Regions from separate parts of the Homo sapiens genome. Here region 1 is linked to region 2. The links are chromatin contacts, found by Hi-C or POLR2A ChIA-PET in ENCODE. All regions are on one chromosome and are shown on one strand. Each heading gives the region's core, a stretch centred on a gene start or an enhancer-like site at or near the end of the contact. The rest is flanking DNA. Distances are from core to core; before and after follow the strand shown. Region 1 holds the start of LINC02314 (long intergenic non-protein coding RNA 2314). Region 2 has its middle 22 kb from the start of LINC03117.

Region 1 (3,820 bases), core at 485-2,984, 56 kb after region 2:
TGAGGATCTGTGGTCCCTTCTGTCCCGCTCACCCAGCATTCCTGGTGCTTCAGACAGGGTCTGGGATGTTACAGGTGCTTAGAACGATGTCATGATCAAGTGACATGATGATTGATAGAGATGACTGTAGAATGGGGGCTATTCGAATGAGAAGTACCTTTTGGGCAGTAAGTTAAAACAATGGGTAGACCCTTGAGGAGTTCATGGTGTCATTTGATGATGCAGTCTTCGTGACCCTTTCCCTAGGGTTTTTTCTTTTTCTTTTCTTTTTTTTTTTTTTTTAACGGAGTCTCGCTCTTGTTGCCCAGGCTGGAATGCAATGGCGCAATCTCGGCTCACTGCAACCTCCGCCTCCCAGGTTTAAGCGATTCTCTTGCCTCAGTCTCCCGAGTAGCTGGGATTACAGGCGCCCGCCACCACGCCCGGCTAATTTTGCATTTTTAGATTCTCCATGTCGGTCAGGCCGGTCTCAAACTCCCGGCCTCAGGTGATCCGCCCGCTTCGGCCTCCCAAAGTACTGGGATTACAGGCGTGAGCCACCACGCCGGGCCTTCCCTAGGTTCTTAAATAACTGAGGAAGAATAACGAAGACCCAGGAAGAGATTCCAAAGAACACATGGCTAATTCACAGATAAGGGAGAAACACAATGTTTAAGAAATTCAGTAGCACCCAACAGCAGACTGAAAACAAGTTGGGAAGTGGACTCTCTCACGGAGCTCAAACACTCAGGCAGCATTTGCATCTCAGAAGTAATTTTTGAGAATTCATTTGAAGAAGGAAGGATTTTCCTTTCCTTTCCTTTCCTTTTACAGGATGGTTCCCCCTAATGAACTGTTTTAAGCGGACGAAAGAATTCATTTGGCACACTCTTGCTTAAAACCCACAGGAAAAAAAGCAAAGTTCTCTTAAGGATGTCAGCTCCAGACTAGAGCAGTCCGTTTGAAAAATCTTGGTTTTGAGAAAGTGGCAGAATTACATAATTATTCACAACTCATAAGACATTAAAATACTTCTTCCAAATATGAAGTTGTGAGATAACAAAAACCACAAATTCTAGACTTGCGGAGGGTGTGTGCATCTTTTACTCTCCCACACACAAACCCACATCAAAGAGTCTGGGTGGCGCTGGGCCGGAACTCGTGGCCGCGCTCGCCTTGGTGCGCCTGGGCCACAGGAGGAGGCTGCTGGGGCCGCTCTGCCGCCGCACCTCCCTGAAGGAGATCCGGGGGCAGTGGGGATGCTAAGGATGCAGCGCCGGAGAGGCAGGTGGCGGCCCCTGCGAAGAGGTGGTCCCCGCAAAGCACACGGAGACCACGAGGTTCCTTGTCGCCCACTCACAGCAATGCTGCACGAGGTGAGGAACGACCTGGAAGAGTCCCAAAGTAAAGGCATCGGGTGATGAGAGGAATCTGGGGGTGGAGAAGTGGTCAGACGAGCCCCAGGGCTCTGTCATTCTGGAAGGGAGCCCCTGCCCTGTCGTTCTGTGTGGGCATAACTTTGAAAATCAGGGCACTTCATTTAACAAGACTCATTTTTAAAAGCTCATGTTACCTGTTGAAAACCCAAGGGAGACTGGCCTTTGGCGGATGGATTAAGCGCCGCTCATTCAGTTCCATTTTACGGAAGGACCTGCCTCAGCCCCGTATGAGGCTGCGGGGATTCCAAAGTAAAGTCAAGGAGATGGGGTTCCTGCCTGCAAGGAGCTTCCCACCTAGCAGGGCCGTCCGGTGGGCAAACTGTGGGCACTGGATGAGCAAATAGTGCATTTTGCTGACGACAGGAGACGCAGGTGGCGGGGGGGTGCCCAGGAGCCCGAGAGGAGGGGTGTGGTGGAGGGCGGGAAAGGAGGGGTGGGGTGGAGGGCAGGAGACGAAGGGTGGGGTGGAGAGCGGGAGAGGAGGCTGAGCCCTGGAGCGTGGAGTGGGCATGGGCCAGGGACACCGAGAGAGCAGCCTGCGCAGAGACGATGGGGCAGCAGACAGGCCTGTGTGTCTGAGGAGGGGAGCCTCCAATGGAGAAGGCTGAGGAGTGGGTGCAGGCAGGAGACTGTTGAGACTGGCCGTGGGGAACCGCAGATGGGCGTCAGCTGGGGAAGACAGTCTAGCCGCACTGGAGAGGCAGGACTGTGGGGTCAGACGAGGGTGGGGCTGGCCTTCTGGGAGAACCCCAGAGGCTCAGCAAGAGGTACCACAGGGCTTGAGCTGTTGAGACGGAGAGAAATGCTGAGGATGTGGCCCGGACAGGGCCCAGAGGGACCCGGGCCTCCCTGCATAGGTGCTTGGCAGTGCCCTCTCAGTGGTGGTATCAACTCCTGGGCGAAGGCGAGAAGATGGCTGGTGAATACAGCCTGCAGGCAGGCAGCATATTTAATAAGATTAGGACTTGGGAGAAAAGTCCTGGGCTTGTAGGTGGGAGCTGAGGCCACCGCAGGGTGGGCGTTCCTGGACAGTGGGTATTTAGAGAGCAGAAGAGACCGCAGGAACAGCCCGAGATGACCCAGCCTCTAGAGGTGGGCTCAGGAGGTGGGGGAGGAGCAGCCGGGAGGGTGGGAGAAGCCCCCATGGGGAGCGGCACCACCACAAGACTGAGGCAGTGGTGGGAAGGCCACGGAGACCTCCCAGAAGAAAGGGCTGAAAAGTCTGTGGAATCCTCTGAGTCAGAAGGTCCTGGGAACCATTGCCCAAGCAATTCCTGAAGGCAGAAAGAAGCCTCATTGCATCGGGCTAAAATGAATGGAGCTGGAGGAGCGGGGATCTTGGAGGACCGAGTCTGTGGCTGACTCATTTCAGGGTCCACTGTAGTGCTTGGCACACAGTGAGTGCCCAATCCATACCTTCTAATTAGAAATATTTCCCTCTATTTCCACAGACCTCCATTAGCAATGCCCTTTCAGCAGTGTTAGCTTATTTAACATTTATAAAAGCATGTATCCTCGAAACAGGAGACAGGCTCATGAACTTGACCAAGGAAGAGCAAGTGATCAACTGCAGACCCATCCAATTGGTGTTTTTCCATTTTTCTCGTTGGTTGTCATAGCCTCCCCTGCCGAAGGCATCTTATCTTTGCTTGCATGTTAACTGCCTAAGGCACAGAGTTCAAAAAGCAATTTCCATCTCATGCTTTGAATACCTTCCATGTGCCAGAACCATGAGGGTCACGGGGCTGCTGCCCTTCGGGATCTCACAGTCTAGTGTTTTTGCTTAGCATGGTGGAAATTGGATAAAATCAAATTCTCTGAAAAAATCATACTTTAAAAGGAGGTACGGCCCAAGGAGCATCAACAGCACCCCATTTGTATGTGGAACCCCTTGAAGGGACCAGATAATCAAGAGAACTGTGTGACAAGAAAACAATGGCTGCAAGAATAAGGGCACTGTCCTTAATAAAGCTCACCTCTGGAGAATTAACTAGCCTTATGCCAGAGTAGCTCTGACAGTGAAGGGGTTAAAATAACAAATAAATGACTTTATTTAGATTTCAGCATTTCTGGCATTTTTTTTCTAGCTTTTTTTTTTTTTTTTTTTTGCCAGAGTATTTGATGTGACAGGTTTTGTTTGCTCACACTTGTCTCTCTTTTAAAATTCTCATATCAGCAGTAAAAGCTATTTCTTTTTCCTGTAACATCTTGAGCTTGGTATCCAATGATGGGAGAAATGGCTCTTGCGTTCCTTGAAATTATAATATTATGCCTAATTTTGGGGGAGAAAAATTAGGGTAATTTAGATCTGGAGCCGCTGAAGCCTGCAGGCAGGTCAGTTGCAGCATTATTGCTGATTAGTTATCTAAAAAGTGTTTTCGCCCAAGGGCAGGCTCTGCCAT
Region 2 (4,014 bases), core at 204-2,703:
CCACGTGGCTTCAGAGGGGTGGAACTGGGCTCCAACCCAGGTCTGCTGGCTCCTCTGTCCTCCAGCCCAGTTTTTTTTTTTTTTCTCACTAGGCAGCTCCTGGGAAAGAGGCAGGTCTGCGGAGGGAGGTGAGGACTTCATTCTAACTGTGAAATGACTGCGTTCAGAATTGGGAATCCAGAGCTGGGAACGAGCTGCTGACCTGCTCCGGGCATTTGTGGCCATTCGCCTTGAGGGCCAGGACGCCTGCATCAGAGCAGCTGGGCCTGACCCTGGGAGCGAGGCCTCCCTGGGTGAGACTGACAAGCCCCTCTGGCCATCCTTGTGGGGTCCCTGAGCCTTCACTTTCCTGCCCTGTCTTGCTCTGATGTTTACTGCTGTGTGGGCCTCAGTGGTTTTACCCATAACACGGAATGAAACATTTTGTCTAGGTAATGGAAAAGTTGCTTTGGGAAATCAAGATGGGATCGTGGAGGTGAACAGGTGTGAGCTGGAAGGTGCTCACCAGGTGCTTGTGTGCTGTGCTCGGCTGAACCAGGGCCCACAGATCTTGCATGGAAAGATAATCCTGGATCCTCTGACAGGTCCAGTGTTGCCCCCAAGGTCCTCATAGGGAAAGAGAGAGGCGGGGGGGTGGGGGTGGGGCACAGAGAGCAGGAGATGCGCCCGTAGATGTGCAGAGGTGGCAGTGATGTGCCGTGAGGATGGAGGAAGGGGCCATGAGCCAAGGAGTGCAGGCGCCTCTAGAGCTGGAGAAGGCAAGGAGATGGACTCTGCCCTGGCACCTCCAGAAACCACCAGTCCAGCTCACACTGATTTTCGCCCACTGAGGCCATCCCAGTCTCCTCACTTCCAGAACTGGGAGATCTTAAATGTATGTTGTTTTAAGCAACCAAGTTCGTAGTGATGTGTTATGACAGCAACAGGAGACTCCTGTGTGTGGGGTGGAGTGGGAGGTGAGCAGGCTGAGATGGAGACGGTGCGAGGGCCGAGGTGGGAAGGAAACCCACGAGGAAAGGCCCAGAAAGGTGCAGGCTCTTTGCTGGATGGTGAGTAGCCTCTCAGACCAGTGTGTGGACACATAGGGAGGGCTGGAGGATGAGGCTGGCCAGGAAGGCTGGGCATGCTGATGGGGCCCAGAACACCCTCTTGAAGGCCTTGGACTTAATTTGGAAGGCCTGGGAGCCCCTGAGAGTTACTGAACAAGAGAGACCTAATAGGAGGGCGGTGTTCAGGCCCACGGGGGTGCATCGAGGCCTGAAAATGACAGGTCCTCTGAAAGTAACAGGGAAACACAGCTTTACGCATTGTCAGTGCTTGCGGCCACAGCACTGTGCAAAGTTCTCCTTGGATCACGGTGCCTGTCAAGATGTACAGTGTGTGCAAGGCTGTGGAGCGAACCTTCGGTCAGCAAGCCCAGGGCGCCAAGCAGCAATGGGAAATCAAAGGGAAAGAAATGAAACTTTTATTAGCAAAATGCTTTCCGAGACATGCCACAAGTCTTCGTCCAGTTCTCTCTGGTTTTTATTGGGTCAAAGGTGCAAGACTCTTTGAAAACTGACTTGGGAACGGTTGCTGGGAATTTTAAAGCGTGGCTCAGCCAAGATGCACAATAAAAAGAAATGTGTGACCGTGAAAGAGACACATTCAAAATCGCATGTTTTTCGTCTTCAGTGTTCACGGAAACATGCCCATTAGCGGGGGTGGGAGGGTGGGGGTGGGGAGGCACGGGGGAATACAGCAAAGGACTCTTCAGAAGAGGATTTCTGCGTGCTGCAAAGATACCACCCTGGAAAACCATGTGTAGAGACGTGCTTCCAACTGCCCCACTGATAGTTTCAGATCCTGCAGGGACGAGAGAGAGAAAAAAAATCGGAATATTGCCAGGATGGTATTTGAATAAACAGTGTGGACAGCTGCTCTTCCCTGCCGGAGCCAAAGAAATTCTGTTGTTGTCCATGAAGAAAATGCATTTGACGAGGCACCCGTTAGCTAGGAGCTGAGCCGCCCTTGCTAGAGGACTCCAGGGGCCTTTGAGCTTCACCTTGAGCACTCTCCTTTCAGCTGACGGCTCTCCCTCTGCAGTCTGAGGAGCTGCACAGCTTCAGCCCCCCACCCCCTGTATTTGGGGTTCTTTATTTCCTCTTCTTAGAGAAAGTGCTAATTGTTCATGGAAGTGACAAGCGGTTCCCCTTGGAGCTGCTGCCTGGCTTGTATCCTAGGTGAGGATGTGTGAGGTGGGAGGGTCTGATGGCCCCTGAATGTGGGGGTAGGAGGTGGCCGATGGGGAGATGCAAGACACACAGCCCCGGAGTCCTGGGGAGGGGCCACTTGGAAGACTGGGGTCTCTGGTCTGGGTTACAAAGGTCAGAGCTGTACAAAGGGTCCCCAAATGATGCAACAATCAGATTACTTCCTTTGGAGTGATCTGAAGTGTGAGAGCCTAGTTTCTCCATCGGCACAGTGCCTGGGGATTAATTAGTTTAATTGGTCCCTGCGTTAGGCCAAATAGTCAGTGTCAAAAGAGAAAAGCAAAAGATACTTTCCCATTTGGGAAGACAAAAACTGCCCCTGCTAATGGCTGAGGGTGGTAATGACAACAAAAAGCCTTTCTGGAGTTGACTCGAATGGCCTGGGAAGGCGGCTGGACCCTGTCACGGACCCCTGCCGCATACCAAGCAGAAGCGTGGAGCCCGCTGGGAAGGACGGCTGGGCTCGGTGAAGCCCCCGCCGGGAGTGGGTGCTGGCCACGGTGCCACGCCGGCTCTGCAGAAGCATCTCGGGCCAGTAGAGCTCTGTTATCAGGGGGTTCTGCCCTCCCCCGTCATGAACACCCCCAACCTCATCTGCAGGGAGGAGCAAACAGGCCCGGCGGGCCAGCCTGTCCTGGCTGGACAGGGCTGGGGCTCACCCTGAACTCCTATTTGCTTGCGTTACTTGTCGTGGGGCTGGGGCCTGATGGGCTGTGGTTAAGATGCAGGGGGACAAGTCCAGCGCGATGGAGGAGGGGCCAGACTCCACAGGGGAAGGCCTGGCCAGCAACAGGACCCTGGCTAGTCACGTGGAGGCTTGGGGCGCACCCACTGTCTGATGTGTAAATCGGTGCCCACTCACCCCTGCAGCCTCTGCATGCTGTTGTTATGCTGATGCTCTTGGAAGCTCTTTGTCACAACAGTCAAGGGCGGCATGTGTGGGGGACAGTGTGCGGTCCCAGCAGAGCTGTGACTGGTGACTGAATCGCAGGGAGACCTGAGGAGTGGTCCCGGTGCATTTTCTGAATTAAGGAGGGTTGACAACGTAGGATTAGAAAAAGTGTTTGGGGAACAAAACACATAATTACTTTAAAAACCAAACTGGTGGAAAATATTTATCTTTGCTGCTTTACAAACAGTGGCCTCTGGCCAGATGAAGTGGGGCCAGGTACACAGTGACTTTGGCCCATGGAGCTCAGAGGGTAAAAGAGAAAGGCGGTTCCACTGTGAATGCTTCTTCTGCAAAACCACTTTGGAGAGTCATGGACCAGGGCCTGTCTTTCGGTTTGTTTTTGTTGTTGTTGGTTTGTTTGCCTTTTACCTTTTTCTTTAACATACACACACACACACATGCACACACACACACACACAATTGTGGTAAAATATACATAACAGTTACTATTTTAACCTTTTTTATTTTTGAGACAGGGTTTCACTCTGTTAACCAGGCTGGAGTGCAGTGGTGTGATCATGGCTTACTGCAGCCTCACCCTCCTGAGCTCAAGTGATCCTCCCACCTCAGCTTCCCAAATAGCTGAGACTACAGGTGTGTACCACCATGCCCAGATACATTTTTAAATTTGTTGTAGAGATGGAGTTTCACTGTGTTGCCCAGGCCAGCCTTGAACTCCTGGGCTCAAGCAACTCTCCCGCCTTGGCCTCTCAAAGAGCTGGAATTACAAGCATGAGTCACTGCGCCCAGCCCCTTTGTAACATTTTTAAGTGTGGCATTGAGTACCCTCACATTGTTGTACAATCATCC

What was found. Hi-C counts contacts between places; a loop is a spot of excess contacts on that map. ChIA-PET counts read pairs that join two places held with the same protein, here RNA polymerase II (POLR2A).
Region 1: a loop to region 2 is called in a map of heart right ventricle, with 9 times the contacts of the local background. The contact joins the promoter of LINC02314 here to the enhancer-like site in region 2. A Hi-C loop is called at or near these places in 1 of 168 maps with a recorded cell type or tissue (heart right ventricle). POLR2A ChIA-PET finds 5 or more read pairs at or near these places in 6 of 52 experiments (BJ, PC-9, Panc1 and 3 more).

Annotation. Positions count from the first base shown.
Region 1 is chr14:101,439,990-101,443,809 of GRCh38, reverse strand. It overlaps LINC02314 (long intergenic non-protein coding RNA 2314), which reads right to left and starts at 1,734. Exons shown (of 2, transcript NR_135240.1): 1 at 1,553-1,734.
Region 2 is chr14:101,495,395-101,499,408 of GRCh38, reverse strand. No RefSeq gene overlaps it. Among named protein-coding and RNA genes, the nearest start is that of LINC03117, 22 kb to the right of the region's middle. RefSeq lists an enhancer at 2,812-3,400. Within about 2 kb of position 1,453, at least 2 of the 41 ENCODE cell types and tissues checked have a DNase peak (open chromatin) inside an H3K27ac peak, as active enhancers do.